Linked DNA regions of Mus musculus: region 2 is linked to region 1. The links are chromatin loops, found by intact Hi-C in ENCODE. Cell type or tissue: gastrocnemius. All regions are shown on one strand. Links, peaks and the distances in the headings refer to the core of each region. The heading gives the core; the rest is flanking DNA.

Evidence for each region. A loop is a pair of places that touch in the nucleus more often than their neighbours do. Peaks named below come from ENCODE experiments on the same cell type or tissue, not always from the same donor. Only the 100,000 strongest peaks of a DNase experiment are listed, where the experiment ranks them.
Region 2: a loop joins it to region 1, with 1.8 times the contacts of the local background. A loop is called at or near these places in 1 of 42 quality-filtered maps.

Annotation. Positions count from the first base shown.
Region 1 is chr3:37,843,003-37,848,379 of GRCm38, forward strand. 4930556A17Rik (a long non-coding RNA gene) reads left to right here. Exons shown (of 3, transcript XR_880780.3): 3 at 5,102-5,298. Among named protein-coding and RNA genes, the nearest start is that of 4930556A17Rik, 17 kb to the left of the region's middle. In gastrocnemius, for the core only: no CTCF peak of the experiment used is centred there; a DNase peak (open chromatin) is centred at 2,684; H3K4me3 peaks cover 1,391 bases; H3K27ac peaks cover 4,463 bases.
Region 2 is chr3:37,917,791-37,923,167 of GRCm38, forward strand. All of the region lies in intron 1 of Gm20755 (predicted gene, 20755), which reads left to right. Among named protein-coding and RNA genes, the nearest start is that of Gm20755, 22 kb to the left of the region's middle. In gastrocnemius, for the core only: a CTCF peak has its summit at 2,218 (motif pointing left); no DNase peak of the experiment used is centred there; H3K27ac peaks cover 3,580 bases.

The sequences.
Region 1 (5,377 bases), core at 136-5,135:
CCCAGAGCCTGGGAGGTGGAGGCCAGAAGATCAGAAATTCAAAGTTCTCGGCTATGTAACAAGTCGCGAGGCCAGCCTGGGATTCATGAGACCTTATCTCAGAACCACTGTTTCCCCCCCACAAACAGAAATTCTATTATGTATTAAACTCAGCAATCCATTTTTGGAGAATCATAAAATCATGGAACTGAGAAACAAATCCAATCCTTTGGTGGGAGTTCTGTCCCCACATGTTAAATGATTTTCTCAGAAGCACTGGTGACTGTGTGTAGATGAATGCTAATATACTTAGACTTGACAAAAGTCACTCGACTAGTGAGTCATACGCCAAAGACGTGAATACAAATATGCCATCGTCTCCAGATTTTGAGTAAGAAAAAATAACGATGTATTTTTAAATTATTTTGACAAAGACTCATAATAACAGACTAATAAAATGTTAGTTCACCAAGAGAGCCTAGAAACGACCTACTCCAAAGGCTTCATTTCCAGATGCAAAGGCTGACCTTCAACTGGCCACACCCAGACTCAGCCTTGTGGTTTCCACTTGACAACCCTCATCACAGACACCTTCACCCACTTTTGCATGAATTTTAAATATTGCTGTGTTTCAGACAGCATGGGAGAAAAGGGAGGGAGGAGGGGAGAGGGGAGAGGGGAGAGGGAGAGGATTATTAAAGGGGTGGGTTTACTTCCTTAACTAATAGTCTTCAGCTTTAAAGCCCGACTCTTTCTAACTGTTCTGTCATTCAAGGTAGTACTGAGTAGTACGGCAGTAAGAAAGAGGAGCCTGCTGAAGGGAGAGATCTCCAGGGCTTCCAGACTACATAGACCAACTGAAGCAGACATGACAGGAGAGTTAGTAATGTGAAGAAGAGGAAAAAGTCCTTTGTTTACTTTGTGGAATGATCTCGTATCGCTGGGTTGAGGTACTGTTCTTGAGGGGCAGAGGCCATGTTCATGTGTGACAGTCTCTTGGGTTGGGAGTATGGAAAAGATCCTTCTCTACTTAATACACTCTTAGGGTCTCTCTACTTCTCTCTCTCTCTCTCTCTCTCTCTCTCTCTCTCTCTCTCTCTCTCTCTCTCTCTGGTGATTTAGAAGGAGGACAGAAAAGATAAACAGATGAATACAGCGTAGACCAGGAAGCTTTGCTGATGACTTCTGCCAATAGTTATTAAGAAGTACACACAACAGAAGCCATTTTTGATCTGGTATGGTATACATGAGTGTGTGTGCACACAAGCAAGTATGTATGTGTGCACATAACAAACATTGTTTGACCATGAATGATCTTCCACGATGCTATCTCTTCACACTGACACACACTCTTCTGTAAGCTGTTGCCTTTTGTCCTCAGTAAGTTTTTAGTGAGCCTAGACTGTTGGGTTGGATCCCACTTAACCATTCAAAGGCTTTGTACTTAAGCTGATATTTTAAAAAAAAAAGTTTTCCGAGGACACTGTGGCGGCGGTGGGAATGCTGTGTTTCGCACACACTCTGGCTGTTTGCGTGAATGTTAATCCTGCAGATGGACGAGATCTCCCAGGGTTCCAGACTGGATGAAAGAACAGAGACACATGGCCAGAGAGTAAATAACAAAGCGAGGAAGAGGAAAAAGCACTTCGTTTTCTTCTGCCTGGAAAATAAATATGCAGACGTTTAAAAATCAATGACAGATGTAGACTATTTTTACAGTTAATAGCCATGGAGATAGTTGAGAAAACAAATAAACAAACAGAACCAAATTGCATCTGGAAACATTTTCAGTGGAGGCCCAGTGAAGATGGAGTTGGATGATACATCCGGAGAGGAGCTGGGCGAGAATAGCTCTGAAGCTCAGGAGGAGATATTTTTGTTTTGCTGCGTGCCCAGAGAGAAGAAATAAAAAGCTAGTGTGAAGGCTGATACATGAATCCCCTGGCTTGGTGCTCCATCATACACAGCCTCTATTTATAGGACCATGAAGTGGCCATGAATCCTGGAGAGCTCTAGTATAGCAGTTTCCGGGGAATGGAAGAAGGAAGGAGTTGTCTTTTGAGAACATGTGTCATAGATTGTAAGTATCATTTTAGTTCATATCCAGAAGTTAGACAAACGGCTACAGCTGGCTTCAAAAACACTAGGAGGTAAGAGTGTTTCAGATGGCCCAATTCCTGACTAAACTCCCATTACTGTAGAAAATCACAGACCAGGCAGGAACGACTATTGGGTTTCAACCACAGATGACTCTCACTCCTGTCTCCCTGAAGCCTTGTAAGTCTATAATTTTCAGTCCAGTACGAGCACGTCTTCAATGGAACCTATTCTTCAGACTCACTTCCGAGTTGCACAAACACCTCTTAGTGCCACGGTTGCGGGTGCGAACTAAGGATGTTGGGAGAAGAGGAAAGCCAAGTGGATTTGAACTTGGCTGGCTTCACTGAAGTGCCACAGTTACACTGTGTGATCTCACCAGGACCCATGTGTCTCACAGTGAGAAATTCACAGTTGCAAAACAAACTCCCTCTGGCACTGGAACTTAGGGAGTGGAGGCCAGATTAATTTCAAACTTCGAAACGCTTGGGACCACAGTCCCTGCTTCATGGTCTCCTGAGGTTTGCTCTTTCTGGAGTTTTAATAGGTGTCTTTAGCCCAGCAGGGGAGACTTGGCAAACCTGAGGCAGACTCCTTCCAGAAGCTTCCTGATCCTCTGGACAGGGGCCAAATTTGTCAGTGGGAAATAATCTTTAGAGGTATCATGAACTAAACTGTTTTGCCATGCTCTGAGCACTGGCTCTCAGTAATGAAAACGTAGGCTTGCAAACAGGGCATGGAACTGTCTCTCGAAATGGTTAGCAGGTGGCAGCGCCTGAGGCAAGACTTTGTGGAGCTCTTTAGAAACCTTCAGTGGACTTAGGCACACTGGGAAAAAGTGAGTCAAGACAGAGGCATGCCCGAGCTCTCATAGGAACGTGTTGAGGTAATTTCCCCCTGTGATCCTGTCTGTGTGGTTAAACAGGAGGCTGCATCTTGAGTTGCCTGTAGAGATGACACTTTTAACAGACACTCTTCAATCTAAATAGTCCTTACATTAGGGGTCTTTCCTGTTCTTCAATTACTGTTTCTAGACGCTTTAAACATGATCTATAGGTTTCACTGACAGAGGTGTGTGTGTGTGTGTGTGTGTGTGTGTGTGTGTGTGACCCAGGGTGGAAGCAGGAAAGATGGACAGGAACACACAGGACACAGGTCACCTCAACCCTGCTGCAGAACAGGATTGAAGTACGTGGGCAGACTTGTTCCTGCCTTTACCTCAAAGACATGCAGCCACTTTCTGTTTGGCTCAGGACTTGCACTGTGACCTAAGGTTGTCGTCAGGTCTTCTTGTACATGGGAGACTGGGAAGACAGTGTTAGCTCTAAGATGTTAAGCAGTTTTCTGAGGGTTGAAAAGTTTGCCCTTCTCTTGTTGTGCAAGCTCCATCCCTTGGCCTTAGCAGCTACAGCTGTTAAGTCACTTTCCAGAGCCCTAACTCTCCATGACTGTTTTACAGCCTAGGATGGAGGAAAAAGAGACAAGCAACTAAGGACAGCACAGTGCCTCCTAAATGTTCCCTCACTGAGAAGAAACCCTGAAAAACAAGGCCACAAGAAAGTCACTGTTTCTGGGGACTACCTGCTCTACAGGATGTGAGCAGGGGCATGTGGGTACCTCAGATGCACTCTCTCCTCTTGGTCCTCTTGGTCCATGGCTTTCTCAGCAGTGCAGGGCTCTGCTGTCTGCACGTTTTCAGTGGACAAGGCTCATCTGGTCCTTACTCTGTGACCAGTTGCAGCTGAGCCCAGCTGGCTACAGCTGTGTGGGAGCTGTCTGAGAATGCCACTAGTCATGGAAGGTGTTTAATATTTGTAAGGGGAGTAAAAGGCTTGGTGCCAGGCTCAGCTAGCCACTGGAGCTTTCTATCTGCAATCTGCTGGTCACTGAGGGTCACTTGTGTGGAGTCATAGTGAAAGAAGACCATGCCCTACCGTGATGTGGCTACAGCTGGGCCTTGGTCCCCCAGAGATGAATGTGTGAACCGTTCTCACGGAGGCTTGTCATGACTTCTCCTGAGAGCCATCTCAGTAAGGCCCTCAGCTCTTCATTTATTTTGGAGTAAATTGTGGACAGGTTAGATAATGTGATTGATTGTGAGAGTTGTCTCTTGGTAAGGAATACTCCTCCTTATGGTGTGTGTGTGTGTGTGTGTGTGTGTGTGTGTGTGTGTGTGTGTGTGTGTGTGTAACTCTCACTGTATTATGTCTCTGGAGCAGCCTGAGATCAGGAAGAAGTGAGATACTCAGGGAAAAGGGCACAGGTTGGCAGGAATGGCTGAAGGATGTTTGGCTGAAGATAGATGAAGGGGGGGAGGTTGGTTCATGATGTTCACGCTTGTGTGTGTGTGTGTGTGTGTGTGTGTTTGTGTGTGTGTGCGTGTGTGTTTGTAGGTCAGAAGAGTGGGTTATCTCCTTCCATCATGTAGATCCTGGGAATTAAATTCAGGCTGTCAGTCTTGGTGCTGGTGCAGTTACCCATAGAGTCATCGCCAACCCTATTGTAACAAGTGTGTTATGCTTAATCCTGATTACAGCCGTGCCTGACTTCTGTGGATCAAAGACCAGGAAATCTATTGCCACAAGACTTGAGAAACTGGGAAACAAATTACCGTTTGAACTTACAATGTTTAATTACACCAAGTTTATCACCAAACTTCATTTACATGCTTGGTGAACACAGTCCATGACCTCTGGTAACTGTTTAATAGTGGAGATCTAACTCTAACAGGTACCATTTATTACAGACAAACTATGTGCCTATTGCTGTTAGGCACACATGCTAGTGGCTTCTTTCAGTTGAACCTTTGTCTTATTAAAGGATGCTAAAAATGGCCTATTCATATAACATAAACAGGACCTTCTGTATGTTTCTACCTACTTATTAACTTCTCATAAAGTCTAATTTCCTGGCACATATTTCTCTTGAGATTTTATAAAATATGACTACTATGGGTCAAGCATTTTTTTCTTATGAAGCAGAGAGAAAAAATAAAATTAATATTGTCTTTCTTCTTTTCCTCTAGATGCAGCTGCAAAGAGTGAGTGAGACACATGCGCAGAGCCCTGGATGGAAGCATGTCAGCAGCTCAGGTCCCATCACCAAGGGGCCTGGCTTAATGTCACATTTTCTTTAATCTCCGTAGCCCATAGACTTGATTGGCTCTCGACATTATACTTCCTTCTGTTTTGATATTAAACCTACCACACTTGATGTGGGTCAGGGCTTTTGTTCTTGACGTTGTATTTTCCACATTTCCAAACTCTCCTGATCTAGAACACAAAGGCAGTTAATAGTAACA
Region 2 (5,377 bases), core at 88-5,087, 75 kb after region 1:
AGTTCAGGCTGTTGTAATTTCTTGGCTGTTGAGCTTTCTAGAAAGATTCTGAAGCCTACTGTGTATAAATGTTTTGCTTTCTACTTCCTGCATTCATAGACATGGCCTTTATATGGCTAACCACTGTTATGATAGCTATAAGAGCAGCCAATGCTGACCCCGGTCACACCGAGACACACACTGTGCAGGTTCTTCGGATAGATGAAGTCGTTGGCAGAGTCTCACTGTAGAAAATATACAACTATGAACTCACCAACAGGCAGTAGCTTTGTGATAAATAGAGACAACCATTTATCTTAGCGATGTTTTAAAGTTTCACTCAGTTACTGTTGTTTATAGTAACAAGTGATTCACAAGTTTCCTCCTGACATTAAAAATTAAATAGTCGATGAGATTTTTTGCGATGAGCCAGGCTTTCCACAGGTGTGTTCGATGTGTCTAAACCAGCACTGTGCGACATGGTAGCTATTGGCCACATAAAGGCCACTTGATACCGGAGCACGGGTGACGAGTGGAAGCCTAACACACTGAAATCAATTGAACTTTGTCGTTGAATGTGCATGAAAATGGTACCATTTTGGGCATTCTTCTAGCTGCTTTCTATTGCTGTGATGATTAAAACATCAAGATTAAAATATTCACCAGAAGCAAGTTGGGGAATAAAAGGTCTATGTGGCTTACATACCCCCATCATAATGCTGTCCAAAACCACCTGCCTGAGCTACCTGTAGTGGGCTGAGGACCTCCTATGTCAAGTATTAATCAAGACCTTGCCCCCAGAGACTTGTCTACAGGTTGATCTGATGGAAGCAATTCCTTGATTGGCATTCTCTCTTCCCAGATTACCTTAGCTTGTGTCAAGCTGACAAAACAAAACAAAACAAAACAAAACAAAACAAAACAAAACAAAACAAAACTCCAACATACTAGCATGGACATATTGAGTCAAATGAAATATAGCACCATTGACTTCACATTTCACTTTAAATTCTTTTAATTATTTATTTTATATGTGCATGTATGTGTGTATACCTGTGAACATGTGTATTTGTGGTAGGATGACAAGCAAAGACAATGAGTATCTATAGACACAACATTGGATACAAACGTTGAAGTGGCATAATGACATGTATTACTTTGTACCATTGATGAACGCGGATGTAAGGGTCAAGCTCTGTCTCATGGAGTTATTCTCTGGTAAACAGAAACAAACCCCAGATACATACTTAACTGAAGACTTGCAAATACCAAAGGGGTGAGGATGAAGTGACCTCATAGAGTGCTTCAGTTATTGTGGAGGTCACCTCAAATGAGGGTCACAGTGGAACACAGTCAACACAGGAAACAGTCAACCTGGAAAAGGATAAGAAGGCAGCCTTCTGGAAGAAGCAACACTGAAGTCTTCAGGAATGGAAATAACCAAGGTTGTGTGTGCAACAGAAAGAAGGCCATGGCACGTAGGAACAGTATCATTGGTGTGATGAGCTTAGGGCCCCATGTGGGGGTCTCATTTCCTAAGACACTGAGTGCTGCAGTCATTGGTTTTGATTTTTATCCTCCAAGAGGCAGTCTTGAACTATGTAGCAGAAAACTCTGCATAGGACAGAGGCCAACAGAACACTTGTCACACAAATGTGGACAGACAAATATAAGAGTTGGAAATAGGTCCAGGATCCATCCTTAAAAATAAGATCTGAGGGACTATGACTCTAAGAACTCCACCTTTTTCAGTTAGGGCCAGCATATGGCTAAATTAGGACATTTTGGTCCACTCAATTAGAATGCAAGGATTATTTGTCTAGTCCTAAGCGCTTCCTGCTTCACAGTTGGTCTCTCTTGTCTGTCACACATTACTTCACTCTCTGACCTTTAGTGTCTATGCTAAGCTGAAAGTTATTGTTCCTGGCCACTCACGCCTGGTTTCTAGTTTCTGCCAGATTAAAAGCAGTTTTTATACCCACTTGTAGAAGTTGTTTTTCCCATTGCTGTGACCAAATACCTGAAAAGAAGCAGCTGAAAGGACGGAGGGTTTATTTTGGCCTGAAGCTTAAGAAGGGATACAATCCATCCTTGTGGCACATGAGGTCACTTTATGTCTGTAGTCAGGAAGCAGAGGACTAACAGGAAGTAGGGCTTAGCTGTCAAACATCAAGCCCCACTTCTCCTGCAAGGCTCAACCTCCTAAAGGCTCCAAGATATTCCAAAACAGTGCCCCCATCTGGCGTCTCTGTACAAATGCATGGCCTATGGGGGGAAGTTATATTCAAACCCAATTATCAACCCACTTAACTTTCAAATTAAGATTATTTTTTTCTGATAAATTTGAAACTTTATTTTTCATAAATGGACATATTTTTATTCTGAGAAAAATAGATGGTCATTTATTAATTTTGTCATTTTCAAGGGTACTGAAAGATAAGTTATTCTCCCCCAGTGAAATGACCTAATTCTAGTCAGATCAGAGTATATAAAGGCATGTATATTGGGAAGCAGTTCTCAGGTGGGTCTACTGGTCCGAAAGAATGAGGGCATGGGGAGGGAGACAGACAAGAGAGAGGGAGAGAGAGAGAGAGAGAGAGAGAGAGAGAGAGAGAGAGAGAGAGAGAGAGAGAGAGAGAGAGAGAGAGAATGTGCACATGCAGTGAGAGAGAATGAAATGCAGAGAGAGAGAGAGGAAGAAGAAGAAGAAGAAGAAGAAGAAGAAGAAGAAGAAGAAGAAGAAGGAGAAGGAGAAGGAGAAGGAGAAGGAGAAGGAGAAGGAGAAGGAGAAGGAGAAGGAGAAGGAGAAGGAGAAGGAGAAGGAGAAGGAGAAGGAGAAGGAGAAGGAGAAGGAGAAGGAGAAGGAGAAGGAGAAGGAGAAGGAGAAGGAGAAGGAGAAGGAGAAGGAGAAGGAGAAGGAGAAGGAGAAGGAGAAAGAGAAGAAGAAGGAGAAGAAGAAGGAGAAGAAGAAGAAGAAGAAGGAGAAGAAGAAGGGAGAAGGGAGAAGGGAGAAGGGAGAAGGGAGAAGGGAGAAGGGAGAAGGGAGAAGGAGAAGGGGAGAAGAGAGACCAAAATGCAAAACGTCTGGATTATATAGGAAAGAGTTTCTGGGGGAAGGGCAGCCCAGCCCCTGGTTTGGAGAGTTCAGGATAGAGGGCAGGGTATGCCAGGCATGCCCTGTAACAAGTAGGCACAGAGGGATGCTGGGAGAACCTGGATGCTAGTTTCACTTTGGTATGCTAAATATGTACCTCAGCCCCTTGTCCCAGGTCTGAAATTAATCAGCAACTTACATGTATGATTTTATGACCCTAGCAGGCCCTATTCAGGGCCAGTGAAGACTGATTTCTGAGTGTCTGGGAAGCATCCTCCCGACAGGGTTTCTTCCAGGTTCACTAGTAGGCAGGCCACCCTGGATTGAGGAGGGAAAGACTGACAGAGTGAATGAATCACGAGGTTGATTCAGCAATTTGCAACATAGTAAGGGAGAGGGGACATGGCAGGTTGACATGGGCTAAACAGAGCAAGCAGCATGCAAGAGAAATGCTGCCTTAATCTGTGTTTGCACATGCAAGCCTCTCCTGCCCAACCATAATTTGGTAGCAAAATTTAAAAATGCCACGCGGTTAAACCAATGGCTCTCACGACTGTCCATGCCAATGTGCAGAAACTACACATGTGCAGTCTTACAGGGCAGAAGAGGAACTCAGTGTCACTGTGGAAAAGAGCATCGTCCAGATCCTCCCTGGGAGGTAATGTAACGTCACCAATCCTTAAAACTTGGACACTATCTCCTGGCTGCCTTCAGAGACAGAGATGGGGGGTGGGTGGATGATGAAAGAGATAAGATTGTGCTGATGTTGAAAATGAATCAAGGAGACTGCCCACTGAAGAATACTGGCAGCCTGGATAAGCCAAGAAAGGCAGGAAAATGGGGTCTACCCCTGCCCCTGGCTTGCAGGAAGAAATGCAGAGGAGCTGGAATCTTGATATCTGTCCAGTGAAGGTCATAGGAGATTTTAAATTTCTAGTGATGTAAGATGGAATATCTGTGTGGTTTTTGTTTGTTTGTTTGTTTTTAAGGCACCATGTGTTACTCTGGTAGGAATAAGGCAGTTATACCAGAAGTGACTCTCAGTGTTTGGTGAATGGTGGATACTCGTGCCGGCACATGCCTGTTTTCAGAAGAACACTGGCCTGGGGATGCTACCTCAGTTACAGTTCATTTTGCCACTATAGCTTTGTCTGCATTTTGCAAACAGAGCTTATCTGGGAAATGAACGGGCGTCTAAGATATAACAGCTATGAGCTGGGAAAGGCATGGGCCTAAAGAATATTTAACGTGTGCTTAGCCTTTCCATCTGTTCCTATCTAAAACTAAAGGCCTTGTTTGTTTTATTTTTAAAAGTTGATGGTAACTACCACAAACCGTTTATTAGATCTGTTTCCCATGTGTTACACTGGTTGAATCGCTGTAATCCTTGCTGTGTTCTGGGTACTTTGTCTCCACTCCTTAAACCCAGTCTTGTGCTTACATTCTCATTTTCATGCAGCCTGTGATGGGAAGCAAGCCCTTTGAGAGTCATCTGGTCACTGGGAGGAATCCCCAGGGGCTAGTTTAGTACCCTCATATAAGATGCCTCAGAGATGTCCTCTAGCCAGAAGCTTCCATATATGGACCAGACACCCAATGTACCCACAGCTTGATCTTGGATGCCATAGACTCCAGAATTCTAAGAACTTTTTCTAGTGCTCCTAAGCCATTCCATTTATGGTGATTTGATAGTATTCCTAATGGGGTAAGACAGTTATTTGTGGCTTTTATATTTTTTCATTTCTTCCTTCCTCCCTTGAATTATTATGGGTAGTACAGAATAGACTGATAATCCCCCAGGGAAGTTATTTGCACTGAAGCAAGGGGCAGCAGCTGTCAATGCTGCAGTTTACATCTAGAATGTTCCCAAGGGCCCCAGTTTGGTGCTACCAGGAGATGATGGGAACTTTGAAAAGCGGGTCCCAGAAGGAAGTCGTCTGCATATTTGGTCACTGGGCTGTGCTTCTCAGGGATTTAGTGGGGGCACTCCTTCTTTCCTTCTTGTCATGCGGTGAATGGCTTGGCCCCTCTGAGCTCTCCAAGACGAGGTGAGGTCTTGCCACTGGACTAGAAGCACTGGGGCTATCAACTATGAAATAAGACCTCTGACATTATGAGTTAAACTTTGTTACAATAAAGGAAAAGCTGACTATTATGAAGTGATGAGGATGTGTTAGGGGAAATATGACTTGGTGCAGACACTGTGTACTGTGGTAAATAGGATGAAGGCTCCTCAGAACATTGAAAGCCAGACTTGGCTTATGGGTTTATACTGAAATAAATCAAAACTAGGGTTATAAAGAA